2 separate regions of the Mus musculus genome follow, and region 2 is linked to region 1. The links are chromatin loops, found by intact Hi-C in ENCODE. Cell type or tissue: left cerebral cortex. All regions are shown on one strand. Links, peaks and the distances in the headings refer to the core of each region. The heading gives the core; the rest is flanking DNA.

Region 1 (14,897 bases), core at 3,424-11,423:
GTGGACCTGATTGATGTAAGGAAATAAAAGGCCCCTTCCCTCCTGGCCACAAGTTTCCCTGCCTCTCCTTGCAGGCTCAGGGGAAGTCCAGGGTGGTCCCGGGCAGGGGCAGAGGTGGAATTCTGATGGGGACATGGAAGAACCACCTTGGTCTGTGTGGCCAATGTCACTCACTCCCAGAGCCTCACCAGGTCACTTGCCATAGTGGGTAAAGAGGCTGTTTAAGGAGGACAGAGCCTCCCACATTTGTGTTGAGGTGAGTGGGGCTGGCAGCTTGTCCCCAACCCCTTCTCAAAACTTTAGTCACTCCAGAGGTGACTTTTTGGTCAAAATTTGGCAGCATGTTCTCTGTTCCTCAGCCCTCTTTAGCCACAGAAAACTCGAGAAGCCTAGGATCACTGCCTTAGATGGCTGCTCAGTCTCTGCCTGCAGGCCTGAGCTATACTCGCCAGACTTTCGTGGCCTTGCAAAAGTTATAGGGCAGCTCATGCAGATGAGGAAGAAACCAAAGGCCTTCCCTACCCTCCTCCTCCTCCTCCTCCTCCTCCTTCTCTGAACATTATCCATGTCTAGATCTGTTTTCCACAGGCGTTCAATGGTCTGAGGAGGTGGGTGGGAAGAGCTCTGGTGATGTCTGTCTGGAAAGTCAAAAGAGGGAAAAGTCACCACCAAAACAAGCTGGGGAGAGCTTGGATCCTTCTGGGACAAAGGCGCCTGCCCTCCAACAAAGAGAAAAGGCGATGAAAGTGAGAGCCTCACTGTGTAGTCCAGGCTGACCTCTAATTCACAGTTCTCCTGCCTCGGCCTCCCTAAGCCCCAGATTGCAGGTGCAAACTAACACACCAGGTCTGGGGTGAGAATATTTTCTCAAGTCAGGGGACTTGTGTTACTCAGTCTGCTCAGCATTTGAGTCGCCTCATTAACCTGGGCCCGGTCCTGGTGCTGAGAATGAAGTCCTTTCAGATCGGGGACATCCCAGGGTGGAATCGGACTTAGAGCATATGCCTCACCTGCTGGTAAGTATCATCTTCCGACCTGAGCGGAGAGATCTCAGTGCCTGTCCTCCAGGGATGGGATCAGGGGCCACCGCAGAAGGGCAGAGAAGGTGCTTCCGAGCTATGAGCTACGCTATGGGAAGAGAATGAATGCCTTTGTGGAGAGGGAGACTGCGAAGGGTCATCAAAACGGTATTCAGGGCTTAGGCCTTCAAGGAGAATGATTGCTCGGGTAGTTATTGCTAGGACATGCATGGGGAAGAAAGAACTTACAGGATGGTCTTGACACAGAGGGATAAACAATGCTCATGCCACACACTGCCTGGGAAAGCCCGAGTTCACAGTCCGCCTCTCCCCCACCCCCAATGCTTCTCCCAGTTCCCACAAACATCCTAACCCAGGTTAGGAGGGCAGCACTTCCTTCCCTTGTTTCCCACTCCAGAGGCCCAGAAACCACCAAAGCCTGTCTTCACTTGAGGTTACTCCTGGAGAACTCTGCAAGCTCCTAAGTACCCACAGTACCTCTTCCCCTAAGATGGTTGTGATCCCACAAAACAAAGCCACTGGCCCTGTGCCCCAGGCCCGCCTCACAGCCACCCTGAGTCCGCTGTCAATCCTCCCTGCTAATTTCCAGCCTGCAGGAATACCCTGACTCCAGAATTAGAGGCAAGGGACCAAAGCCCTAGGGAAGTCCCCGCAGTGCCCAGACACATCAGCAGCAGGCAGTGACCCCCCAAACTGCTCCCTTTGTCCTCAAGTCCTCTTGGCAGATTATCCCAGTTGTCCTTCCCCCATCCCCCCCCCCCCCCCGTGCCTGGTGGCACAGACACTTAGCGATTTGCTCCTTAATTGTCCCCCAGCTAGGCTGCGCAGATGCCGCTCTTTAATCTCTCCTGATAAATGAATCGCGCCGCTCCTTTAATCATATGTTCATATCCAAGCCAATTTGAATCAATTTGGCAGGGAGCGTGTTGCAAGAGATGCCATGACTGCTGTTCTCCCCCCAGGGCCCCAGAGCCTGAAAGCTGCAGTCCTCACTTTCAGCAGAGAGCCCAGGAGGCCCATCTAGGAAGAGGAGTGCCTACCTGAAGTGAGGACTTTTTAAAGTCAGCCACCTCATTTGCTTCCCGCCCTCCAAGCAGGCTGTGTGGGAAGAGAAAACGGATTCCCAAAGGCCTCAGGAGTGGGAGGGACAGGGGATGAGTTCACAGCCAGCCTTGGTCACTGAATAAAGGGCCATCCCTGGGAGAAAGTGCTGTCTTAAATCTAACCTTAATCCCTCCTGTTCCCCTTTCATTTCCTCGGAGCCGGTTCTCAGGAACTTGGAACACTTTGTAGCCTCTTATATAGCAACACATGTCAGACCAGACTATGCTAATTTGTCCCCGCCTGGTACTCCCAGCTACCTCAACTGCTTTCATCTTCCCCTAGGCTATATCCTCTCTAAATCTTCCAGCGGAGGGGCACGCCTGATGATGGACGAGTTCTGCCCTTGGGGTAGCTTCTTTCCCATTGCCCCAGTTGGAATCCGGGCCAGTGAGAAAAATAGCAAAAGCAAACAGCTACTGACACCACAACCTGGGAAAGGGGCTGACTCTTCTGGCCTCGGTTTCCCCATTTGTAAAGTGAGGTGGTGTTGCTGGCACGAACCTTTGGTTGCTAAGTTGAGATTCTGTTGCTGCCGCCAAGGCACCCTTGGGTGGCACCCATGGAGTTGGTGAGACGGGTGCTGAGGAAGTTCATGGTCTGCCTGGGCTTGGCTTCCAGCCAGCGGCCTCTGACTTTCAGCCCCTCTTTCATTTCCTATTGGCCTCCCTTCCTGACTCTGTCAGGCCAGGTAGGCGCCCTGTCTTTCACTGTGAAACTGGGAAATCACTACCATTTATTCCGATTTTATTTGCAAGTTCACAGCCCTGATTTTAGAGCTCAGTAGCTTCTGGCTCCATCCCACACTTGGAGATTCTGCTCTTGTTGCTCCCAGAAACCACACACCTCCACAGGGTTTCTCTGTGTAGCTTTGGCTGTCCTGGAACTCACTCTGTAGACCAGGATAGCCTCGAACTCCCAGAGATCCACCTGCCTGTCTATGCCTCCCAGGTGCTGGAATTAAAGGCCTGAGCCACTGCTACCACCATCCAGCATCCAGCTTAAGCCATAGCTTTAGTAACAGGCTGTGTTAGCTATGTCTCAAGCAGTTGTCAGGGCCATGTGAATGGCATTCTCTCCTCTCTCTCTCTCTCTCTCTCTCTCTCTCTCTCTCTCTCTGTGTGTGTGTGTGTGTGTGTGTGTGTGTGTGTGTGTGAGACAGGGTCTCACTAACTGCCCTGAAACTCACTATGCAGACCAGGCTGGCCTCAAACTCATAGAGGTCCAGCTGCCTCTGCTTCCTGAGTGCTTTGATTCTGTCTCTTCCCAGATCAAATTGCAAGAGTGATCTGGAGTGATCTGGAGTCATGCCATGATGCTTAGCATTGCCCTTTTAATGATTTCAGATCAGGACCAAGGGAGCAGCTTCCCACCCCTTTAAGTCTTAGGGGGAGCTGAAGCAATGATGGACCTGGAGGCTGGGTGGTGCTTCCAAGATTATCACCTATTTGGTGAGGAGGTAACAATGGCTCCTACGCATTGAGTTACTGGGTCCCCAGCCCTCACACCTTGACTGACATAGTCTCTCCCAAGTCTGTTAAGTGTCATTGTCCTCTAAGGTAACTGAGGTTCCAGTGATGTCAGCAAGGTCCTCTGCTTGGATCCAGCAGCTGGCTGGGCATCTGGAACTATTCTAGGCTTGTCAGGATGCAGAAGAAGCAGGAAGGGGAGTGACCACTGTCATGGCCCCCTCCAACCCTTATGTGCTTAGTAGTCACCAGACCTGGCCTGAGGAAGAAAACACTTTTGGCAAATTCAGGAGAAAATGTCTTGTGCACATCCATGTTGCTCTTTAGAATTTTAGACCCCCCCTTCATGCATTATCACATTTGTGCTGTGCTCCCACTGCGCCAACAGTTTGAATAACAGTTCTGCACGGCTCAGAATGCATATTTTAAGCAATATTCACTTCATCTAATTTTGTGATGGTAAGACAGAACAATCCGGACCATTCTTGCGATTCGATCGGGGAAGAAAGAGATCCAAAGCAATAGCCATTTTGGAGCTAACAAGGATGCTAGATCTGTTTAGGAGGAATTTTACAGAGAAATTGGGTTTTCTGCAGTGTATGCTCCTCTGATGGGTCATATCCATAAGGGAGATCCCAGAGACGCTGTGTGCTTTGTGATTGAAGTTGGTGACACAAATCTCCCAGCAGAATACTTATATGTGCAGATAGAATTTGCTTTTGATATCAAAAGTCAGCTATGACAGTTTTATCAAAAAAAATGTTTTAAAGGATATTAAGTTTTGACACCGTTCAGGCAAATTATATTTGAGGTGACTTAAGAGTCAAAGAGTTTCCACATTTTAATAAATTTTATATGTTTTGTGCCAGATTTACCATCTGACTAGATTAGGGAGAAAAGCAAATGCATTGGGGGAAGAGAGGGCACTGAGGGGATTTCAAAGTAGGGAATAAAAATTTTTAAAGGGAGTTAAAAAAAAAAAAAAAAGAAATGCTGCTGTGTGGAAGATGTAGCCGGCAGCTTTTGAAACAGTAAGTCTTTAAAAGACAGGTCAACGACTGCAGCCAGACATATAAAATCATATGTGATGAAGAAGGTCCAGTGTCTCATTTTAACTAACACTGGGGCCTGGCACCATTTGCAGGTTGTCATCCTGGGGCAGAGTCTAGCCCCAGGGACTACTAGATCATGGAAAGCAACTGTGGGGGTGGCACTCTCTGACAGGTTTTGTGCCAGAAGGACAGGTCCTGTGAAGTGCCACCGTGGACCTTGGATACACATGTACTTAACCACCAAGCAGGTATCTGGGATCAGAAATGGGCCCCTGCTCACAAGGACCTGCTGAAATAAGCCAACAGAGCAGTGAGGCAGGTTGGGGCTGAGGATGTAGCTCAAGACTCTTGTCTAGCCTATGTAACACCTAGGTTCTATCCCCAGAGTGGAAGAAGGAAAGGGAAGTGGGAGGGAGACAGGGAGATGGTTTTATATTACATGTGACAACCTGCTGAGGTAGAGGATGCCTTTAATCCCAACCCTCAGGACATGGGCGGATGGGTCTTCGTGAGTTCAAGGCTAGCCTGGTCTATATAGAGAGTTCTAGGCCAGCTAAAGCTATATCATGAAAAGAAAATAAGTACACATGAGAATGCAGGTTAGTTAATAAATGAGGGAGTCAGGAGACATGAGTGTATGTGTACGACCTTGGGTTCTGTTCCTGGCAATGCCTATGGGAAGGAGCTGGAAGGGTGGTGAGCATCCGCAGTCCCAGGTACTAGGCCAAAACACGCTTTCCCTGTTCTCATCTCCACCTCTCTGTGTGTCTGTCTCTCTCTGCCTCTCTCCCTCTGTCTCTCTGTCTCTGTCTCTCTAGTGTGTGTGTGTGTGGGGGGGTGAGGCATCTGTTACTGTTAGCATGAAATTTGTATGTGATTTTGAAAGTCAATGCACACATGGACACTAACACCAAAGAGGGTCCCACACTGACCCACGTGGCTGACGAGAAGAATAGTTTTTCCTTAGTCTCCCCTGTATAGCTGTCAGCTGTGTAGGGTAGGTGGGGGTTGGGTAAGCCATGTGGCAAAGCTGCTTAAACACTGCTTGGCTCCTTGCTCAGGGAATGTCGCCCTTAAAGCAGCAGGCATCTGCTGGCAGGCCTGAGCGTGGAAGCTGGGAAAGAAACAGATTGGAGGGTGGAAGGGTGGGGAGGAGAAGAGATTCCAAACCTGTCTCTTCCATCAGCCTGGAGCCCTGCAGGTGATGGGTTTGGGTAAGGACATTCCTATTGATAAAGGGGTTGGAGATAAAATTGAGAAGGTCATATGATTATATATGCCATATATATATATATATATATACACACACGTATATGTATATATGCATACACACACACACACACACACACACACACACACACATATATATATATATATATATATATATATATATATATATATATATATATATGTGTGTGTATATAAATTTTCCTGTCTCTAAAGAGACACTGCTCACTGACCCAACTTCATACTGGTTAATAGATTTGTGTATCTAATGTCTGTTTTATCCTCTTGAGGAAAAGGAAAAAGCGTTGTTGTCAAATCAAGAGGCCAGGGAGTTTTTCCTAGGAAATAGGAAGGTTTGGGTACAGAAAAGGCCATCAGGACTTCAGTCATACCAGAAGTTCTGGGAAGGACAGTGGGTCCCCCAGGGCCCAGAGTGCAATCTCCATGTGCCTCCCCACCCCCACCCCTGGCTCTCCAGTAGAAATCAGCTACAAATCTCAGCTTGTTGGGAACAGATGGCCTTGGCTGACGAATAAGCCACCGCAGGCTGCCCCACCTGTTCTGGAGCTGGAATAATCAGCTCGAGACAAACATCGATGCTGAAATAACTCATGGCAGCGGGCGATGCGCAGGCACGGATTCCAACACTCCTAGAAGCAGACCCTCCCCAGCCCTCCCCGCTCCCCAGCCCCTGGTGGCCATCAGGAAAAGTAATGGAGCAGAGAAGATGATTGAGGCCCAAATGGAGCAAGATTGGCAGGGTGGAGGGCAGGGCTGAGTTCGATGACAGGGCGAGACTCCCCCAATCAGGGTGAAGAATTATGTCTCCGGGGTCCTTGGAGAAGGTGCAGAGGGTCGGTGAACGGATGGCTTGGCAAGGCTGAAGAGACTCGATCCGTACAGGGCGGGAGAGACCCGAGATGCTGAGTTTTGTTTCATTAAAGGAGTGCTGTGCAAAGAGAACCTAGCTAGGAGAGTGACTCTCAGCTCACAGCAACAACCACAGACCTTCTCCCAGGCTGCTGGTGGGGGTGCCTGGTGCCCCAAATTCCCTCCAGTTGCTCTCAGCTTCCCCTCACCTCCTTGATGACATCAGCAGGGCTAGTGTCCCCTGCCTGGTGGAGGCAGATGAGCCCAGGGAGACTTGCTGAGTCAATAGGGGTCAGGCTTCCTAGAGAGAGCGAGCAAAGCTTCAAGCAGTGACTTTCTGATACAGAGCCTGGGGCTTCTGAGCCCCTAGGGCAGCGGTTCCCAGGCTGTGAGTCACACATTAGATATCCTGCATATCAGATATTTACCTTATAATTCATAACAGTAGGAAAATTAGTCGTGAGGTAGTGACAAAAATAATTTTATGGTTGGGGGTCACCAAAGCATGAGGAACTGTATTAAAGGGTTCCAGCATTAGGAAGGCTGAGAGCCACTGCTGTAGAGGATGGTAGGTACAAAAGGAGAAGAGGGAGGGGTAGGAGGAGGGGGAGAGGAGGAGGAAGAGGAAGCAGCCTGATGGTGACTCTGCAGCCCTAGTTTCATCCCTAAATGCCAAGTTTCTGTGCCCATGTAGCCTGAGTCCGCAGACATTAGAGGACGTCCTGTATGGATTGAGTCTTCCCTTGTTATGTAGGATCATGGAAAACCCCTTCTAGAAGCCAGTTCTGTTCTCAAAGGGGCACTGGGTCCCTGCTTCCCTAAGTTCTGGTTCCACCGAGTGTCACCGAGCTGCCACCATTTCTGTTTGTGAATAAAAGTAAAAAGTGTAATAAAATGACTTTTTTTTTTTTAACCCTTAGAGCCTCAACAAAGATCAACAGTGAGCTGTGCCCCACCTGCCCACTTCCCCTGCCAGTTGATGGCAGATCTGAAGGTTCATCAGGAAACGCTTTTGTATTGATCCCCCATAGAAAAGAAAATGGCTCTTAAAAAAGGCATAATCACAATACTTTTATCACACTTGAAAACAAATTGATAGTTTTTTACTATCAAATATTTGGCCCATGCTTAAATTTTCCCGATGTTATTACATAGTTTTTACTTCACATATATTTATACACATGTTTTATATAAAACAGATATCAGGCCTGTAACTCTGAGTACTCAGGAAGCCAAGGAAGGAAAATCATAAGTTCAAGGCCAGCCTAGGCAATTTAGTCTCTGCCCAAAAGTCAAAAGAAAAGAGGGCTGGGGCTGAGGAAATGGCTCAGTGGGTGAATCTCTTGTTTGTAAGCCAAAGACCTGAGTTCAGATCCCCAGATCCCATGTAAAAGCTGGACTCATAGCACAGTGCTCTAGCAACAATCCCAGGAGGCTCTCTGGCCAGCTAGCCTGGAGTACTTCACAGTGGTGAAGAAGGTGAGGACAGATAGCCAAGGCCTTCTGACTTCTGCACATGGCAAGCTTGCACCCACATTTATCCACATTTGTATGCATGCACACATGATAAAAATAGTAGAGCCGGGCGTGGTGGCACACGCCTTTAACCCCAGCACTCGGGAGGCAGGGGCAGGCGGATTTCTGAGTTCGAGGCCAGCCTGGTCCACAAAGTGAGTTCCAGGACAGCCAGGGCTATACAGAGAAACCCTGTCTCGAAAAAAAAAAAAATAGTAAGAGTGGGGTACGGCTCAACTGTATATCATTTGACTAGCGTGTGTAGGACCCTAAGTCCAATCCCTAGTATTAAAAAATGAAAAGGTTGGTTTGTTTCAAAACAAGACTCAAATTGGATTAAAGGACTTATAAAAAATAAATTAAAAAAAGGTTGTGTTCACAGCCTTGTCTCTGGGGGATTCTGATTTAAATGGTCTTGGGTGTCGCCCCGGCGTCATATCTTTAAAAACCTCTCCAAGTGGTTTTCATGTGCAACCAGGTTTGCACATGCCCTGGGAGAAATGCCCTGCCCTCTCAGCACTCGGAGGTTCCTGCAAGATCCTCCCATCCAGACTGTTCAATACATCTATCTCCCAGGCTTCAGCCAGCAGAGCCAGCAGCTCCAAGGGTTGCCAGCATGAACACACTGGCTGGGAGGGTACACAGCTCCTCGGGTGCCTCAGGTGTGCTGGAGGAACAGGTGTGGCTCCTCTGCAAATTCACACACTGTGCTCATGCTCCCTGCTATGCCCAGTGCTGGTTCTTGCAGATTCCCCCTCCCCACCTTCTTTTGAGCAAATAGCAAAATTCCTGCCTCAGGAAAAAGTGAGAACTTCCCCGGGGGCTATACTCATTCGGCTGTTCAAGTGCCTGCCGGCAGGGCAGTGCTGGAGCTGAGCGAAGGCCTACTGGGAGTTTGGCAGCTGATGGAAGACAAGAGAGGGGATTGATCAGGATTTGAACCCAGCACATTTCAGAGAATCTATGAAATGGCTCTGTCTTAAGATGCTGGCCACAGGATCAACTTAAAGAAGTATGCTCTGGTCTGTAAGTGCCCTGTCTCAGCTTGGAGCTGGCCTTGAACTTCCCCCTGCACCTCCCTACCATCTTTCCCTCCTGCGTCCCCCACTCCATGCCTCACTGGATGTTGGTGAAACAAATCTAGCCTAAAATAATGAGCAATCAGCTACCCTGATGCTCATTTTAGGGGCAGGCTGGGCAGGGCTGAGGGAAGGGGTAGGGAGCTGAATCATTTATAAAGCTTAATAAAGATGCAGATGAGCGGTGCTGAGTAGGAACCCCAGAGCTGGGCTTATTCATTATTCAAAGTTATGCAAATGCCACCGGGTCCTGTGTGATAGAATTCTGCCCCTCGCCCCTCCCCCATTCCCACCCCCACCCCAGCCGACTGATCCAACCCACCCTGTGTTTCCCTTCCTGCACTTAACAACCCATTTCCAATCCTGCAGGTTTACAGGGATCCTAGATTGCCCTCAGACCAGGAGTTTTCCAGAGGAATTGCCACATGCCCCAGTCTTTAGGTGGCTTCTCGAGGCCCAAGGATACCCATGCCCAAGATACCCCCAGAGCGAGCTCTAACATTGCTCTGTCCATGTCTTAATATCTCACATTTCTTTCTAATGGGATCGATTTCCTGAAGTCGAATCTAAATCCCTCTTGCTGCATAGAATGTCCAATAGAGAACTAACCGGATTCTCTTTAACCGCTCTCCCTGAGAAGGGAAATAAACGCAGGCCTGCCTGGAGTCATTTTCCAGCCAGAGTCTCCAGGCCAGCTCCTCAGGTTGCCCTGTTTTAGCTTTCCAGGCATTTGAGCGTCTTCCAGGTTGGATTCACACACCTTAAACTCTCAAGCATGTTCGGGAATACCAAACTTTGCAAGAGTTGAAGCAGTACTGACCACACTGCATCTCTCCCCTTTGCCTCACAATGCAGTCAGATCACTGAGGCCTCTCTGCGCCCACTCTGCGTCAGTCTTTCCCCACCAAGACCTCATTTGTCAATTTGGTGAGGCTGAGAGATGAAGAATTGGGTCAGAGTGGGGAGCGGCATCGATTGCCGCGGCTCCCCCTCCTTTTCTGGCCTGGCTCTCCTCCCTGCATAGCCCCAGTCTATTTTTAGCCTGCCTCTGTTTTCCTCAGTCTGGTTGGCAACCACTCCGGCCTCTTTCTCTTCATTGCCCTTATCTCTCCCTTGCAGCCTGTGCAGACCCCACCTGCCCCTCCTGAGGACTCCTACTGCCTCACAATTGCTTCTGATTTTCTTCCATCTTGAAGATATGTAGGGGCTGCCCGCGAGGGGATGCCTGGCCGCGCTCAGGCAAACGGAGAGCAATGAGATGATGCTGTTTGGGCAAATCCTCTGCTCTTACAGAGGCCCTCTCATTGTCCTCCAACCTCTCCCGGCGCGGCGCGGTGTCTTCTGCCTCCCTGAGCACTCAGACGTCTTCCTGTGACACCTCCCTTGTGATCCCATCCAACCACAACTGAGAAAAGCTCCCTTCCTCCCACCGGTACACACTGGGCCTTGGGCTCTGGCTTTGTGGGTGCACGCTCCTGGAAGCCCCGTGGCCCTTTGGTCTGCGAGTTCTCAGTCTCTCTCCCTGACCCCTGCTTTACCCCATTATCCCTTCACACCAGCTCCGCCCACTCCTACTGCTCGGCCACTCACAGTTGTAGCTTACATGGGGACTCTTGTAAAGGCCTAAGCCTGCTCGGGCAGGGTTTGGTAGCGTCCCCCAGTTGTCTTTTCTCTGCTTCTGCAAGACATCGGTCTCCCCTTTTGGCTGTCACTGACAGACTGAATAAAGCTGGATATTTTGGAAGGGGAGCTGCAGCTGGCTGGGGGAGGAGGATGGCGCATCGGGAGGCGCAGAGGAAATAGAAGGCAGGCAGTGGGCCCGGAGCAGGAGGATGGCTCCTTAGCCCTGGCTCATGCTAGCTTTGTCAGCATGAGAGTTGCTGAACTCACATGCAGGATGCAGGCCCTTCTCAGCATCTGGTCTATCTGACACCCCCCCACCACACGCCACTTGCTTTGTGGCTCATTCCTTTTCTTTTTCAACCAAGACCAGGCTGGCCTCAAGCTCATCCTTGAACTGTTATGCTTGGCTACATAAGGATGAACTGTTCCACCTCCTCCTGTTTCCATCTCTTAAGTACTAAGATTACAGGTGTGTACCATGCCTGTTTTAAGGGGTGCTGGAGTTCTGAACCTGGGGCTTCATGCATACTAGGTAGACAACTCTAGCAAACGAGTCACATTGCCTCTGCACTTCATATCGTTCTTTAATAGACACCAGTGCAAGGCGTTTCCTTGATGACCGCCTCCTCAGTAGGAGGCCTCTGACCACTCATGGGAAGACACAGCTACTCCCAGCACTTCCTGTCCCTCCCCGGTCTGACGTCCCCCAAAGCACTAGCCACTTTCTCATGTGTTATAATTTGCATGCATGCACCTTCTCACGTCTTGTAATCTGCATGCATGCACCTTCTCATGTCTTATAATCTACATGCATGCACCTTCTCATGTGTTAAAATTACATGCATGCACCTTCTTCTGTGTTACAATTTATACATGCATGCATTGCTTACGTGTCTCCTCACTACCATTGTCAGTTCTATAAGAACATGAACTTTTAAAAATCATGGTAGAATACAGATAACATTTATCATCTTAGCTATTTTAGGTGCATAGTTAGTAGCATTAAACACATTCACGGGGCTGTGTAACCAACTTCCAGAACTTTTTTTTATCCTCTAAAGCTAAGGCTCTGAACCCATAAACAAAGTACAATTTCCACCTCCTCCTCTTGGCTCCTGGCAAGCCACATTCTCTGTCTCTGTGGTTCTCACCGCTGGTCGGAACCACACAGTGTTGGTTCTTCTGTCTCTGCTTATCTCACCTGGCCTGAGCTCATTTCAGCCTCGACACGGCGCATGTCAGGGATCTCTTCAACACTGACTACTATCCCATGACATGCACAGATGACATTTTGTTTATCCACTCATGTGTAAATGGACATCTGGGCCTTTTCTGCCTTTTGGCCATTGTGAATAATGATGCTATAACCACGGGTATATAGATAACTTTTTTGAGACCCTAGGTTCAAGTCTTTTGGAAAAAATATACCCAGAAGCAGAACTGCCAAATCATAGACTATTTTCTCTTTCTAATTTTTTTGAGGCCCTTGTGCTGGCTAGCTTTCTGTCAACTTGACACAAGCTAAACTCATTTGGGAAGAACTGGGCAACCACCTCTATTAAGAGCAGGCTTCAGGGAAGCCTGTAGAGTGTTTTCTTAATTAGTGATTGATGAGGAGGACCCAGTCCATTGTGAGTGGTGCCACCCCTGGGCTGGTGGTTCTGGGGGCTATAAGAAAGCTGGCTAAGCAAGCCGGAAGGAGTAAGCCAGTGAGCAGCACCCCTCCACAGCCGCAGCAACAGCAGCAGCAGCAGCAGCAGCAGCTCAGACTATGGTTCTCCCCTTGTTTGAGTTCCTGCCCTGACTTCCCTCAGCAACAGAGTGTGACTTGATAGTTGTGAGCTGAAATAAACCCTTTGCTCCCCACGTTGTTGTTTATGGTCACGGTGCTTTATCCCAGCAGCAGAAACCCTAACTAACCAAGACAAGCTCATGCTGCTGTTTTAGAACGGGATTTCCTTTGTGTGTTTACTGATTGTCTTAGTTTCTTTTCTATTGCCCTGACAAATATCCTGGGGGGATAAAAGCAATTTAGGGAAGAAAGGGGTTTATTTGGCCTACAATTCCAGATTAGAGCCCATTATTGTAGGGGAGTCAAGGCAGAGACTTAAAGTATCAAATAGTCAAAGAGCAGAGAGAGAATAAACATATGGATCTTGGTTTACCTGTCCAATATTCTACTAGCCTTCCCTACCCTTACAGACTGTAGGGGCCCTACCATGGGATGAGGCCTCCAGTGGGCTGGGCCTTCGCAAGTCAGTTAGCAATCTAGGCAATCCCTCACAGCCATGCCCACAGGCCAATCTAGGGACTTCTTTATTAAGAGTCTCTTCCCAGATGATTCCAGGTTGTTTCAAATTGACAGTTAAAAGTAACCAGCACAGCCGGGTGATGGTGGTGCACTCCTTTAATCCCAGCACTCGGGAGGCAGAGGCAGGTGGATTTCTGAGTTCGAGGCCAGCCTGGTCTACAAAGTGAGTTCCAGGACAGCCAGGGCTACACAGAGAAGCCCTGTCTCAAAAAAAAAAAAAAAAAAAAAAAAAAAAAAAAAAAAAAGTAACTGGCATACAGGTGCATCCACACAGCACCTGGCACATTGTAGAAATTAAATCTATTTATGTATCAAATTAGTAAGTGAATAATATTTGGTCCTCACACACCTCTGTATGGTCAGTCAGTATTATTATCATCTTATGGAGACCGAATTTCTGAGAGAACCAACTAAAGTTGCCTGCAAAGCAGACTTGGCATGGGGCTGACAGGATCAGCTGGCTTTTGGAACTCACTGGAGAAGTCGGAGCTAACACACATCTCTGGGCCTTAAAGGACCAAGGGAGGTAGAATAATTTCCTTTGTGGTGTATTTCTTTGGGAACATTTCATTCCTACTGTTCATATTCCCTGTCCTTCCTCCTGTCAAGTCTACCCCACCTTGCCCCAGCTTCTCTCTCCCCAGAGCATGTAAGATCCTGTTCTCTGGAATGTTGTTGGCTCTATCTAGAGGTTTCCCACCCCTGGCTTTTGGGTACCATCTAAGCTGGTGATTCTCAACCTGTGGGTTGTGACCCCTTTGGAGGTCAAATGTCAGATATTTACATTATGATTCCTAAGTAGCAAAGCTACAGTTTTGAAGTAGCAATAAATATAATGTTATGGTTGGGGGTCACCACAACATGAGGAACTGTGTTAAGGGGTCACGGCATCAGGAAGGCTGGGAAGCACTGCTCTAAGCACATCAGCCTTGCCTGAGTCCCTGTTCACACCCCTCGCCCTTCCACCCACCAGGGGTAGTTACAAGCCCCATTCTCTTCCAAAGCAATTAGTGCAAGGAGGCCAGCCGACTCGGTGCTAATGCTGTTTCATTAAGTGGGAGCAATCCTAATGATAATAAAATGGCACATTTAACATTCAAACATTGAACGGGGTTTCTAAGCGAGTGTGTCTCTCGCTTTCTCCCTGGTATAACAGTTCTGTCTTCATAAGGACCTGACAATACACCTTAATGAGAGAGAGTGGGGAGCGAAACATCTTTACAGATCCAGGGAGAGGATGAGGAGGAGACAAAGCAGTAGACCAGGGGGACACAGTGCATCGATGGGTCGGAGACTCCATGGATTCCTCCTGGTAACAGACTCCGTGGTACTAATTTAGATAGTTAGAGCTGATAAGAAATGGGGTTATGTAGAAAATAAAGACCACCGCAGATATTATGCAATCCAGGTTTTTGTTTATTTTTTTTCAGCAATTTTTTTTTCCTGGCAAATGTGTATTTATTAGAGGTGAGACTTTTTTTTTGGTGATAGAGGCTGGCTTAAGTTTTTGGCAAAGAAACCCAAAGGCACTAGTGGTTTATAAAATATAATCTGTTTTACATTCCCCCTGAGCAGATTTAGTCAAAGCAATCGCAAGTTCACCCAGTGTC
Region 2 (14,897 bases), core at 4,042-12,041, 57 kb after region 1:
GCCCCTGCCCTGTGTCAGACCCTAGCCTGGTCTTCCCTGATTAGTGAATCATGGATGCCCCCGGGCAGAGAGCACACAACCCCGCCCCACCCCGTCCCTGTGACTGGCCTAGGACAGGTAGCAATGACAGGGTACTTGCACGAGGAGGACCCAGAAAGGGGACAGTGACCCTCCTTGTGGAGGCAGCTTCCCTGTGGTCCTGTTCTGAGGCTCCCAACTCTCCAGTTCTGGATGCCTCTCAAAGGAACTCACTTCCTGTAAACTGACTGGGCAGAAGCAAGATCCTTCTCGACAGACAGCGCTGACCTGCTGCAGACCTTCCAGCAGATTCAAGACCATCCGCCCTGCATTGTTCTATATGCTGTATTGCCCAAGCACAGTCGCCATTCAGCCTAGGCAATACTACTTCTATTTCCCATTTTACAGTCAGGAACACTGAGGTCTGAAAGTGTGGCTATTGGCTCAGAGGCTTAAAGCTGGAAAGTAACAGAAGCAGGATTTGAACCTTGCTCTAAACATTGTCTTCACACAGCAATAGTGGCCAATGATAAGGAAACATGATAGGGGCTATTTAAGAGCACTGGCTGGCCAGGCAGTGGTGGCACATGTCTTTAATCCCAGCACTCGGGAGGCAGAGGCAGGCAGATTTCTGGGTTTGAGGCCAGCCTGGTCTACAGAGTGAGTTCCAGGACAGCCAAGGATATAGGTTTTTCAAACCCTATCTTGAAAAAAACAACAAACAAACAAACAAACAAACAAACAAAAAAAAGCACTGGCTGTTCTTCCGGATGACAAAGACTTGATTCCTAGCACCCACCATGGTGGCTCACAACTGCTTGTAACTCCAGTTCTAGGGAATCTAATGCTCTCTTCTGGTCTTCATGAACACCAGCTATGCACGTGGTACACAGATACCCACATGCAGGCAAAACACTCAACACATAAAATAAATCATTTCTTAAATGTCAAGCAAATGTTACCCACCTTAAATATATAAAAAACTGCCAGGCAGTGGGGCACATAACTTTAATCCCAGCACTCGGAAGGCCAAGGCAGGCAGATCTGCAGATCTCTGAGTTCAAGGCCAGCCTGGTCTACAGAGCAAGTTCCAGGGCAGCCAAGGCTACATATATATGAGATTAAAGTTAAAATTAAAAATCCAGGCTAAGGGCTGAGGAGGAAGGGAACTTAAGAAGCATTCAGTGATTACTAGCCACGTGTCATGTCCTCCTTCGGGTCTTCTTGCTGAATGAGCATCTGGAAGTCAGGTGACACTACTTTCTGTTTATAGGTGAAGAAGTGGGGACTCTGAACTATGCCTGAGGCAAGCACAAAACTGAGATGATTTCAACTCTGGTCTGCTTTTACAGCCTCTAGGAGAGCAGTCTCTCTCTCTCTCTCTCTCTCTCTCTCTCTCTCTCTCTTAGGTTTTGTCCCTTGCAAGTCACCACTGTGGAGAAACAGTCCTCCCAGTGTAGGTTGGGGAAGCCCTGCTTGCTGTTTCTGGTGGGAGAGGAATTTCTAACTCTTGGGTAGGCATTTTATAGCCTCTCTTTTCTCCAGGCATTGTCTGGACCTGCAGACTCTGTGACTTTAAGGACCAGTGACCTCACAATCGGTTGCCATAGAGACCATTGTGATGTCACAATCAGAGGACAAGTAGTTCAAGGAGAGGAGTCAGGGATGGGAATGCACAGCTAGAATTGAGCACCATTTGAGATTTGTGTCCTATATTCCTGCCTAGAAAATGAAGAGGCGGGAGGCAGGTTTGCAGCTGGCTTCTTAGGGATCACGAGGGAGAATGAATGCACGTAGGGTTTCCTGGGACAGCACTGTGCTGACAGTCAAAGGAAGGGTCCAGAAAAGGAACAACAGAAACCCATTCCCACACTGTGGGGCTGGAGGGAGTGGGCTACTTCTACAGCAGGAAGGTTTAGGGTTAGACAACAGCAGGATCTTTAGATAGAATATCTCACTGAAAAATATATGTTCCTGAGAGTAATGTTCATGGGAGACGCTGGATCTCAAGGGCCTCCAGAGCCTTGTAGAGATAGCCATGTTGTACCATAGCATGTTAGCACCATATCTTCTGTCCAAGGCTGGGAAGATCTTTGAGGGCTCTCCTGGTCCTGGCATACAGAGTGCTCAATACATGTTTCCTCATTCTGTAGACGTGACTGAGACAGTAATGAATGGCTGGGTTCTATAGTGAAGGATGAATGGAGAGGGAGACAGGTGGAGAAGCCCATGGGAACCTAGAGGCCACACAGCCACATCTCCAGTTTTGTATTCAGCCACCTGCTTCTGGGGGCTGTCTCTGAGGGTATGGAACACTTGAAGTCTGATTTGGATCCAAGCTAAGTGCTGGCCATTTAATTGAATATCTACTGGATAGATTAGAGAGCCAACTGTCCCTACCTGTTCCAAGCAGCTACTCTTCCTGACCCTGCTCCTAGGTGACCCTCTAGGCCCAGGCCCCTGCAGGTGAACTCTGGGCAGAGAGGCCCAGGCCCAGGAAACCTATAATCCTTCTGCTACCTGCTCCACTAAGGCCTGGTGACATGTGCCTTTCTTCCCTCCCTTTGCAATATAGCACAACTATAGCATTAAGTGGCTGTGAATCACCAAGCCTCCTGGGGCCTCAATGTCCCTATCTGTACAATGGAGACAATGACAGCTTTGTACCTGCCTCATAGGATTGTTGTGAAGATGTCGTCAAATCCCTGGCTTAATGCCCTCAACAGCAAATGATAAATGGTGCTATTATTATTTTTAAAAGTAAAGAAGAAGAAAAAAAATCCACTGAACTCAGGGCCTGACTTCCTTTAAATGGAGAATAGACAGATCTATTGTAAATTTGCTTTCAATGCATGTGGCAATCTTTTCTAAAAAGGAAATACTTCAGGCCTTTCTGCAAACTGTGAATCAGCTACGAGACCATGCCTTCTGCAGTTGCAAAGCTTTATCCCAGGGCTTACTCAGAAGGGGAGACATGATTACTCTCTCACATTTTTTCAATCCAGCCCCCCCAGTCTTGCCTCAGGCACAAGAAGAACAAACACTCTTTTGCCTTCACCCTGGCCCAGGCTGGGCAGCTATCAGAGACAGTGGCATGAGGTCAGGTGTCAGATCACCCTGGCTGGGATGTTGTTCACACCAACCCTTTCCTGCCTGGTGTCAGCAGAAGCGATTGGCACTGGCCCTATCATTTCTGTATTCAGGGGCATACCAGCTGTGCTCCCTTCCCCAGAGAAAGAACTCAAATGTGTAGCAAGGAGGATGCTTTGAGACAGGGTCACATACAACCCAAACTGACCCCAAGCTATAGTTGAGGGTGACCTTGAACTTCTAATCCTCCCGCCTCCACCATCTGAGGGCTGACTGGGATTAGAGGCATGCATCATCATGCTCAGTGTGTAGAGTGCTGGGCATTGAACCCAGGGATTCATGCATGCTGGGCAGGCACTCTACCAACTGAGCCACATCCCTATCTCAGAACTCAGATGTTTGAGAGGGTATTTCAGCCAACTGCCAAGCCTGACTCTCCTGTCACCATTTCTAGGTCACCATGGAATCCCTGGTTGCCTATTGACGAAGGGTATCTAAATGGTGACCCTGAGGCCTCTGCATCTTTCCACGGAGCTTAGCCTACCAGGTGACCCATTTCCTTAGGACATGATCATCAACCTGGTCCTGAGTCCCCAGCCCCTGAGCAGCACCGTAAACCCAATGCCTCTGGCAGACACGTTTTATGTCAGTTCAAGCACTAGGACTACTGAGTTCAGAGGATTTTATTTCTAGAGCCTTCCATATTTCTCCAGGATTATCACCTGTCTTTGCTCCCCCCCCCCTCTCTCTCTCCTGGTTTATTATTTTTGGACCCTTTCCAAGCCAAGCTGCCTTGATCGCTTGGGGAGACAAAGGCCCCCAGCATCCTCCCACGGTGTCTTTGGGTCTGGCAAGGGTGCCCTTGGGGACCATTTCTTTTCCTTTGGCATAAACTCTTCGACTGGCCACAATATCCAGGTGGCCTTGGCTTTTAGGAGCTAGTTTGCCTAAAAGACTTTCTGTGTGTGTCAGGGACTATGGAGGCGGGGAGTGAAGGCCTCTGTCTCCAAGGTTGGGGAGGGCTATGAGAAGAGTAAGCCCTGGGGTACAGAGGGGAGGGAGAAGGCCAGCTGTTCTCTTTCTTACACCGTGCCAACCTAGCCTGACACCAAATTAATAGCATTCAAATGAGATGCAAAGCATTATGCAAATATTGAAGAGAAGGCCACTCTTACCAGAGCCTCTGGGCTGTTGGAAGGCCAGTGCCTGGAGCCCTTTCATGGAGGACCCCATGGGCTCGCTTCCACTTCAATCCTCATACTTCAGTACCAGCTTGTGCGTAGGACCAAAGACACTGGCCAGGCACTCAAATTGGCTTTGCCTCCCAAGCACTCAGGCAGGGCCCCTTCCCATCTAAAACAAGCCACAGGCAGCTGTGAAGGTAGCATAACCTCCCTGGGTCTCCTTTCCCCACTCATCAGCACGTATGCAAACTAGATGCAAGGTTTTTGCATCTATTTAACTGTCCATTAAAATAGCCCCATGCCCATCACCTCTGCACAGGCCCCTGCTTCCAAATTGCCAACCCCTGCTGCCTGCAAAAGCCATGTGTTTCCTGAGCCTGGTAATTGCTGTGGTGTTTGTTGAGCTGTATTTGCATTTGATTGTCATTTAACTTTCTATCTTTCTCCTTCAATCAAACCGGGTAGGGGGATAGGGGTGGGGTGGAAAGGTGGGGAGCTGGCGGCGAGGGTGTGGGGAGAGAGTTGGGCTTCTACAACTGATTCTTCATTTTTGTCTCAGCCCTATCATGGTTTTCAAAGAGCTTCATTAATTAGTACCACAAACTTGAACCCGGAGACTTCTGCCTCCACGTGGCGGGGGAGGGGCTCCTCCCACCCGTCCCAGGGCTCCTAAGTGCAAATGATTTTGCCAACGGGATGGATCTCAAGTCCTATCTCCAGTCTGCGTGTTTCAGCACCTGCCTCATTTCTGCCCAGCCAGTGGCATTAAACATTTATGGAGCTGTAGAGGATCAAAGGCCTCCGCTGGAGGTGGTGGGCAGGCTGGAGGCCCGGGTTTGGAGGATGGAAAGTAGTTCACATCAAACCGCTTTCTGCTGCTGTCTCAGTGCACCCTAGGCTCTTGCCACAGATCTGGTCCCATTCCTGGAGTGGGAGCTAATGCTCAGAGCCAGAACCCTCAGGTGACTGACTTTGGGTAGCCAAGGATATCAGGCCTGATATTCATGGCCATACCAGAAGCCACTGAGTCTGGAGACTTGCTCAAAGATGATGGTGGCTGTGCCCCTACCATCTCTGGGATGAAGTGACAGCCCTTTCCTCTGCTCCCCTAAAACCCAAAACCCCTTTGGATGCTCTGATTTGAAAACTGTCTTGCAGAAGAGTAGATCTGGGCTTTCTTGGTTTGGGGTTTTCTTTTCCCTCCTCTTCTTGCTCAGAAAGCAAGTGTCATCCCAGCTGACTTCAAAATAAGTCACCGATAGGCCTGTGATCCCATGAGTTGATGAGTTGTTTAGAATTGGGAAAGTGGGGGGTTGGAGAGATGGCTCAGCAGTTAAGAGCACTGACTGCTCTTCTGAAGGTCCTGAGTTCAAATCTCAGCAACCACATGATGGCTCACAACCATCCATAATGAGATCGGATGCCCTCTTCTGGGATGTCTGAAGACAACTACAGTGTACTTACATATAAATAAATAAATAAATAAATAAATAAATAAATAAATAAATAAATCTTTTAAAAAATTACTTAAAAAAAAAAGAATTGGGAAATCGAGGCCGGCTTCCTGAGGGATGTGGATTAGAGATCCACTCTCATCTCAGAGATGACTAGTAACCCCCTCTCCGGCTTTCAACCTCAGTCTGTAGTAGCCTTCCTCCGGGGTTAGTAGTGAAGTACAATTCTTCCCTCAATGCCTGAAACTCATCCAAATGATGCCAGACTGATGTGTTCTGCTTTGTATACCTTCTTAATGAAGTAACCCCTTCAAGGTAACCACCAAGGACAACCTGCCACTCAGATGACCAAAGAACCTCCTACAGCCTAGCCACAGATGACTCCAGCGTTACTCACTCTTTTCTACGGGGTTGATGGGGTGGGAAGCTCTGCTTTGTGGAACCAATCTCCTTACTGACCACAGCTCCCTGGCAGTTTCCACGATGATGTTGGTTACATAAACCACACCCCCACCCTGCCCTCCTTCATTCGCTGAAACACAAGCAGATTTGGCATGGTTTGAAGCCCTCACTGACTTAAAGCAAAGTCCCCCTCACCCCCCCATCTTCCTCTTACTCAGCTTTCGTATGGCATCTGTGACCTGCCTTAGGCTTTGGGGATCCTCACTTATTTACAATATTCATTGAGCATTTAGAATGTACTGGTCCCTGGGCTAGGTTTGAGTAGAGGGCACATAGGCCGTGCAACTACCTGTAGTGAAAAATTAGACAGGGAAATCAGGATCTTCTGAGAGTAAAGAGCTGGGTAGACACAGTAAAGGGGGCTGTGCAGGTCACCACAGGCTGGTGTGTGTGTGTGTGTGTGTGTGTGTGTGTGTGTGTGTGTCCAAAAACCAGAGAATAGCTTACAGGAGTTGATTCTCCCCTAATGTGACGTAGGGCATAGAACTCCAGTTACCAGGCTTGATAGCAAGTGCCTTTTACCCACTGAGCTATCTCACTGGCCAGTGTTACTTTTCAAATTGTGTGTATGAATAGAGTAAACTCTCAAACTGTAAGCCTTGATATAGATGACTGTCCCCGTGGACATTTTATTGCCCTCCATTATGGGCAATGCCGATGTCTAGGAAGAATGGGCCCTTTGAAAGGCATGAGAAAGGATGTTTACCAAAACCTCTACTGCTCCCTAGATTGGTCCAGGCTCTGCCTCAAGCTTGCTGGGAACCCATTCCACAGAAGCCATGTTTACCAGATCTTCAGTAAAGAATGACAGCAAACCGTATTATTACTCTAGTCATGCAGTGCAGATCCATTCCCTGGGTTCAGGAGAGAGTGTTGTATCCTGGGATTGTAGTCTGCAATGGACTCCCTCTTGTATCCCAGGCAGTCAGGAAGGCCATGTTGCAGGTTCCCAGAAAATTTCCTTACCTTTCTTCTTATAGGTAGTCCCCAGCTCATCCAGAGCCCTACTGCCAAGATAGTCGGGTGAGACCTCCAGAAGCCTTTAAGTCAGGAGGAACTATCCTGATAGATCAGGTTCATCCTGCATTGTGGCTCAACCCCCTTTTCCCAGAGCTGTGTAGTCCTGAAGGACCCAGGGATGTGAGAAATGTCAGGAATGCCTGTGAGAAAGGAAGAGCCTCATGGCACTCACCCGTTTCCAGACTTCAGTCAGGCACTTCTGCGCCTGTTCTCCCATTCTGTGGGCAGGTCTTGTTTTCCCTTTCCTCCGTCCCTCTCTCCTGGCTTCTCCACATTTCTGATCTTTTCTTCAAAGGCTCCCCTACCTGCCATCCCTTCTGCTACTCTCCTTTCTCTTCCAATTCACCAGACAACTGTCCAAAATCCTCACCCAGCATCTTCCCCAGATAACTCCACATGCCACCTGCTGCCTGGGATTCTTTACAGCAAGCAAGATGGCTCCCCAGAGCCCACAAAAGGATCTACAGAGCATCAAAGGAGCAAAGCTGGAAGACTGTAAGGACCGAAAGACTCTCCTAGGAATGAAACTTAGGGCAGAAGTCACTTGCTTCCAGGATGAGATGGGGGAAGTGCTGTGGACAAATTGTTGGGGTTTGACCCACGTTCACATGGAAAGAACTCAACATTAAGCTGCCCTTTGAGGGCCTCCTTCTTCCTCTACAGATATTAACATCAGCCACGTGGTTGTGTCCTGTTGAGTCCACTGAAATTCAGTAACAAGCCTAACCATGTCCCTTGGGTCTGAATAATAGCCTCTAGTTCTGCACAGCTATGGCTAGCCTGTTATTGGCCCATGGCTTACTGGGGTTCCTCAGGTCACAAAGTCATGGGATCTTATTTTTCTGTGCTATTGACTATTCCAACTACTCTGGGGTTACTGCCCCTTCTTCAAGTTTTCCTCCATCTGAAACAATCAGCTACACCTGGTGGGTTGAAGGTGTAGCTCAGTGGTAGAGCCCCTCCCTATCTATCAAGTATGGAATCATGTGCCAGGTCCTGGTAAAAAAAAAAATGAAAATTTAAAACTAAAACAGTCATAAAGACCCCTGATATTCATGCTTATCCCATTTTCTTCGTCAGTTCCAAGACCGAAGCTGGTATTGGCATAAAAGATCTGTGTTCCTGTGGCTATTCTTGTTCTACAGAGGAAATAGAGGAAGCAAGGTCTGGAACCCCATGGCTACATGGGGACCCAGGGTGCTGCCTTCAGCACCCCACAGCTTGACCCAGGTTGCCCCCTACCAAGTGGAGAATGTCTCCCCAGGACACAAGTGCCACTGGCTTTTAACTATAATATCAGGATAATTAAGCTTTTCTGTGAGCACAGTTTGCTGCTGATGCAGCTGCCTGGAGCCCTGGCATTTATTGAGCGCAAAGTAATAATTTATTGTCCTTTGTACGTTCAAAAGCCGTCTTCATTATCGGCCCAGGATGGAGCTGCCACAAGGGCAGGCGGGCCTCACCAGCTGCCTCACTGATGTGCATCTTTCCAGATCACCCTTGTAGCTGTCAGGTACCAAGGTGGGGTGGAGAGAGAGGTGAGGAGGGGGTGTTCTCTTTAATGGAGAATCCGATTAGAACCTGACACCTTGGTAAGCTACAAACCCGGGAGAGGGTGGCAAGCTTGGCTGGGCGTGGGCAGCTCGGGAAGGCGGGGGCTGTGTGCCACATTAGCAGGGCAGTCCTTTCCCCAGGGCTCGAAAGCCTGTTCTCTTGCCGCTGGGTCTTCTGCGCCTTTGCTTGAGACTTTACGGTAAGCCGCTCCTCCTGCGCCCCCGCCCCCAGCCCCGCGCGGCGATCCCGGGCGCCGACGCCAGGCGCTGGCCGTGGTGCTGATTCTGTCAGGCGCTGGCGGCGGCGGCGGCGGCCCCGCTGCTCTCCCCGGGACCGGCTCTGCCCCCCGCGCCCACGCCTCTCCCAGTCCCCAGTTCCCCTACCGCGGCCCCGACCCGGGGCGCGGCCGCAAGCAGCACCATGCGCCCAGCAGCCCTGCTGCTCCTGCCCTCGCTGCTGGCGCTCCTGGCTCACGGTAAGGGACCCGGGCGTCCGGCCACAGGACGGGGGCGGGCGCGGACTCCCAGGGGTAGGAAAGCAAGACCATCCCGGCGCCTTGCTCCGTGCGTCCTGTTGTTCCTCCCAAGCACCACGTCCCGCCGGCTGCGCTGTCCCCGGCGCCGACCCAGCCGGGCGGGGCGCGGGCTCTACGGGCGGGAAGCCGCCGCGGCTCCCGCCATTCGCGCCCGGCCGAGACCTCGCCTTTAATCATCTCCCCGGATCTAATGGGATTTCTCTGCTGCAATTCATCACGCCACCCCCTCCCCGCACACACGCGCTCTCCCGCGCGCTCCCTCGCTCCACTCCAGGCGTCTAGGGGCGCCCGGGCGCGTTGCGGGGGGGGCGGCAGGTCGCGGGTGCAGAGTCCGGACAGCCCAGCTACCAGCCCGCCGTTCTGCCTACCCCGCTGGTCTCCAAACTTCGCTCGACTTTGCCGCTTATTCTGGGTCCCTCGTATCCTCACTGCAGAGGAACTGGGTCGGGTGGTGGCCGGACCCGGGACTGGGACATCTCTCACCTACCTCTGCCTTGACGCTGTCAAGTCAGGATTGGAACCTAGAACACAATTCTGGGGAAACATATCCGGGGACCCTGAGAGCCCACTGCCCAGCCCCTCGCTCTTCTCTGGGTTGCAGCAACTGAGGTCCTGGGACTGGCTGCCCTCCCTGAAATTCTTTTCTTGCACACAGACACACACATGCACACACGCACATGCACGGAGCGCTGCTTCTCTTCGGCTCTGCCTTCCTGCCGGGTTCTATCGACCTCGGAGCCGCAGACTAGTTAGCGGAACTCACCGTTTGTCCCAGCCCCGGACGCCGAGTCAAGTCCTAACTTCATTGATCTCGGTCAAGAAACGCTTGGCCTCGGAGTTAGCACCAAGGGAGTTTGGAGGAAAGATGAATGGGAAGCAGGAAGGGTCTGAAGCAAGTGGTCTCGGGAGTCTTCAAATGCTTAGGTCATTCTCCGCTTTTACTAATCGCCTGCTGGGGTCCGCGAAACTGCACTTTTGACTTGGGACTCAAAGTCCCTCGCCATATGGTTATGGTTCCTAGCGTCTGCTGTCAAGGAGGGAGGGAGGGAGATTTGTAACCTTCGGGCTCCATCCTCGAAGGCCGGAGAGTTTGGAGGTCAGAACAGCCAGACCAGGGCTGCTCGGGGCTGGGCTAGTACCAAGCCGCTCTTTTCCCGTCCCGGGGGATGGAGAGGGAGAACATCTTTGAATCTCTAGCTCTACCCACAAGTAGACCACATCTTTGCCCAGCCCACCTGGCTGCCCACACTGGCTCCTCCTAAGACTAGGAAAACTTGGAATTATATGTTCACCTTGCTGGGAGGAAAAAGAAGCCCACTCCAGGGATAAGAAGGGATGAAGAGAAACCCATCTTCTGGGCCAGAAATCTAAGGATATCTCTCTGCATTCGGGACCTGAGTGGGGTATGGCCACATCCTAGCTCCTTTCCTGGAACAGTCTGTGTCTGTTTCCTAGCAATGGAAGTTCTTATCTGAGTGTGTGATCTGGATTCCTCAGGTCTCAGGATGTCTGCAGTTCAGGAGCTCTGAGTGTTGGGTGACAATTCATCAGTTAAGCCACCAGTGTGGAGGTGTAGTCTCTGCCAGCCAGCTCCTTGCAGAGCTGGAGAGAGACCATAGGTCTCCAAGAAGAAAGCTGGTATGGCCGAGAGTCCAGCCCAGATTGGAGGTGTTGAGGTTCGCGTTGGGAGGAATTTACCCACTCTCGCCAGAAGTCTGTGTCCCCAGCCAGTGTCCTGTGGTTCATTGGCTTCTCCCGTGTAGTGGGGTTGCCTTACTATGTGTTTTATAGGTAGAAAGAGAGGATTTGGAAGCAGTGGCTAACCTGGCATGTGAGAGAGCCTGGACCCAGATCTGGGTGACCAGGAGGCCCCACCTATTTAACATAGATGGAAGGTTCATCATTAGGGTTCTGAGCCCTCTCATTTTGGAGGTAGTTCACTTGGCTATCTGAGATTCCTGAAGAGTTTATTAAAGGAGAGATTTGCAGAGTAAAGGCCTTTGGCTGCAAGTCTTTTAGCCAGAGGATGCATCGCTGCAGCCTGGCAGCCCGGGAGACCTCAGAGCTCTGCTTACAAGAGGGACACAGTCAGCCACAGTCTAAACTTCCAACCTTCAGTGGCCAGGGAAGGAAGAGGCTCTGAAAACCAAAGAGATAGATGGATAGTGCTCCACCCTACAGGCTCAAGCCCCTAGTTCTTTTGCAGTCGCTTAGATGTAATCTGTTCCAGGTACGACAGACATGACATACTATGGGGCATCCTCCCAACCCATGGGAAGTGCCAGGGAAGTCTTGCCACAGTGGGGGAGAAGACAGTTTAACAGGAGCTGTGTCTGCCTAGGCCTGTTGTGTCAGTTTAATGATTTTTAATGAGCAATTACCTTTAGTCATTCTCTTAATTTCTGAATATCAATAAAGTTAATTAAACTCTGCATGTGTGAATGTGGCCTGGGGAGACTGTAAAGGTAAAAGCATCCAACACTGGGATGAGATTAGGTCGTCAGGTATAGAAGCTGCCTCCATAGTTATATGACCTTGGACTCAGGGCTCCATCTCTCTAAGCTCTCTTGTGAGTGTGGTAGAAAGGAAGATGGGGGCGGGGGCAGAAAAAGCAAGCCTCAGTTGCTTATTCTGCCAGAAACTGTGGGAGGAAAAAAAGAGGAAGGATTTGGCTTCCAGGATTCCTACTGCTGCAAGGGTTAACCTAGTACTGACTTAACCTAAAATGCAAATTGCTGCTTTGGGGTGGTGCTCTGGTTGGTGCGGGCTTCGGATGGCTTATTGCTGGAGTCTGGGGGCTGCTAACCAAGCTTTATCACACCCTGCTTTCTAGCCTAGGTCTTCAGGATCAGGGCTCTTGCTGGGGATAAGGGCTCATGGGAGATAGCTTGGATTCCACTCAGAGCTCTAGAGGTGGACCTGGAAGACAGGGAACTCCTGCTGGGTTTCTGAGGAGACTGCCCAAGAGGAGTTGGCTTTTGGCCCCTCACGGGCCTAAGCGAATCAAGCTTGGCAGGTCCTGGCGGCCATCCCAGCCTCAGCAGGGTGGCAGCTTAAAATGCCTTGGGGATCCTGTGGGGCACTAATGGGGAGCAAGAAGACAATGAGATTGGGCTTAATTAGAAACTGAGCTTCCATCCTCCCCACCCCTCTTCCCCACATCTGCCTGAACAGAGGGACTTGTCAGAAAGGCTGCCTCCTTACCCTCTCTCTCATCCAGTCCCAAGCCCTCCAGCCTCCTCCAGCCCTTCTTGTCTCCACCCCTCCTAGCTCGAGCCAAGCCCATCTACCAGATGGCTCTCAGCTCAGGAATCTTGCAACCCTATTTGGACAGAGCTCTCAGGGTTCATTATCCTACCCTCCACCCTTGGTCAGACAGAAAACAATAGACGGGGTTTGGGGGGGGGGTAACTTCAGTAAAGGAGTCTCTCAGCCCAGATGGGGAAGAGCCCAGCTTACCATGTCCTTGGCTCACAATAGACCTCACTCTCGGGAGCCATCATTGTAAGGGTGCATGAAATTCACTGTCGCCAAGCCTGGCTTTTCACCTGTGAGGGGCTAAGCTCTATAAATAAGAGTCACCTAGAAGAGGAAAAGCTGCCAGCCCCAGTCCACAGCCAAGAGGTGGAAAGCAGGTGTTAGGGGGTCTCCAAGGCCAGTTCCAACAGGAAGCAACATCATTCCAGAAAGATGACTAATCCAGCCAGGTCAAAGGAGTCTTGTCTCGGCATCAATTTTTCAGACAAGCCCAGTTCTCAGCAGCTTTTGGACTCTTGATGTTCCTTCTACCTGTTTTTTCTTTTGTTTTTTCCTTCCCCTCAGCCAGCCTGGCTAGTCTACTTCATGCCTTTGAGTCTGGTTTGACTGGCAGTTCAGTAATTGGCAGGAGGCATCTGCTCTATGGTCTGTCCTCCAGGCTGGGTCAAAGGACTTGTCCATGCTCCCATTGTCTGTTTGGTGTCCCATCTGGTCCCCAGGCTGTTGGATCAGGAGCCTTTGCCTGGTTGTTTGAAGCTCCTTCTAGTATCAACAACTCAAGAAAGAGAACAGTAAGCCTACCTTGCTCACCCCTTGGGCAACTCCAGGAAGCCTCTTTAGGAGAAGCTTAGGGTCAGCTGCCGGTTAGAACGGAATGATTGGCCCGGAGCAGCTGGGACTGCGTCTAGAAGCTGAGTTTGCGTAGCAAGTACACTATTTTTACATAGATTGTATGTTGGGAATTTTTTTCCCCTTTCCTAACAGTTGGCCAATTATTCTGCCTGTAAATTACAGCCTTTACTTAGATTTTTTTTTTCCTTCTACAAATTAAGCTGTCATGCCATCAGCCTTAGGTGGTTTGGGGGCGGGGCCAATGGCCGATCTTAATTCGGTAAAGCTTTTCCTCAGTCATCCCTTAGTGCCACCACGACTTGTGTCCCCAGCGGCTCAGGGCCTACCTAGCACGTGGCACACATCAAATGCATGTTAAGAAAGCTGTAAGAATTGCACAGGTAGAAATCAGCACAGGAGAGCACGGGGCCCAGCCTCTCAAATCCTCTCCTACAGTTCGTATCTGGCTGAGAAGGAAGCCTTGTGTGAACTTGAGAAGGAAGCCTTGTGTGAACTTGAGAAGGAAGCCTTGTGTGAACTTGAGAAGGAAGCCTTGTGTGAACTTGAGGACTGAGACTGCAGAGTGCACTCAACCATTCAGGCTTCAGAAACCACCACACAGCCTGGAGGGACTAATGCGGAGCTCTGAGATCAGGTATGCCCTTGAATGGAGTAGCGGAGGCCTAAGAGAAATCTAGATGGTAATACAGATTCATGAACCTTTCTCGCTCCTACAAAAAGCGGGTGTTGGGATGGGTACAGCCGTCCAGCCAGTCCACCATTCATTTGCTCATTGCACAAACATGGTTTGAGATGTGCGGATGAGCCCGGAGAACACCCTTAGCCACAGGGGCCAAGGCTTCACTGATCAAGCCTTTTCTATTTAATGCTTATAGTAAGAGGTTTCTACTCCCACTTTACAGATGGGAAAAACAAGTTTAGGAGAGATCAAGTCACTTACCCTGGGCTGTCTAGCTAGAGAACAGAAAGGGTACCCCAAAGGCCTGCCCGTTTTGCAAAGTCTTGCATCGGCCAGCGCTGTGTCTCCTCCAGCCTAGGAAGAGAGGTAGTCTAGGCAAATGGAAACCCAGAACACCACTATTCAAATAATATAAGCAGCAGCAATAACAGCAAATGTTTATGAGGACCAAATACATGCCAGGCTCCCTAAGTGCTTTGAATACATTCCCTCGCTGCCCCTCATATCATTTCCATGAAGTACAAGCTATTACATGCCTTTCATAGACCAAGTTCAAGCTCATATTGTCTGACAGACTCAAGATGTAGATACTCCATAACTTTCTTCTATCATATTTCTGGCCTTGACAGTTGCTTTCCAGTGATGCCTATTCTCAGTCTTTACTGTGGCAATTTACAGAGACATTTTATCATACTCTATCCTTAATGGCAAAGGGCTGAAACACCTCAGCGCAAAGGTCAGTTGCCTTAGATGACTTCTGCCCTTTGTGGGTCTTGATAAATGAGACAATC

The links. Hi-C counts contacts between places; a loop is a spot of excess contacts. Peaks named below come from ENCODE experiments on the same cell type or tissue, not always from the same donor. Only the 100,000 strongest peaks of a DNase experiment are listed, where the experiment ranks them.
Region 2: it touches region 1 in a loop (2.3-fold over the local background); 2 of 42 quality-filtered maps call a loop at or near these places.

What each region holds. Positions count from the first base shown.
Region 1 is chr11:77,865,934-77,880,830 of GRCm38, forward strand. Myo18a (myosin XVIIIA) reads left to right here. Exons shown (of 41, transcript NM_001291213.1): 41 at 1-55. It overlaps Pipox (pipecolic acid oxidase), which reads right to left. Exons shown (of 8, transcript NM_008952.2): 8 at 14,682-14,897. Among named protein-coding and RNA genes, the nearest start is that of Gm29932, 11 kb to the right of the region's middle. In left cerebral cortex, for the core only: a CTCF peak has its summit at 6,606; DNase peaks (open chromatin) are centred at 4,040, 5,010, 5,724, 6,438 and 5 more places; H3K27ac peaks cover 4,930 bases.
Region 2 is chr11:77,921,858-77,936,754 of GRCm38, forward strand. Sez6 (seizure related gene 6) reads left to right here and starts at 8,982. Exons shown (of 17, transcript NM_021286.4): 1 at 8,982-9,257. The coding sequence starts at 9,203. Gm11190 (predicted gene 11190) reads right to left here and starts at 7,431. Exons shown (of 3, transcript NR_033549.1): 1 at 7,401-7,431. In left cerebral cortex, for the core only: CTCF peaks have their summits at 7,627 and 9,038; DNase peaks (open chromatin) are centred at 8,995 and 11,974; H3K4me3 peaks cover 3,322 bases; H3K27ac peaks cover 1,156 bases.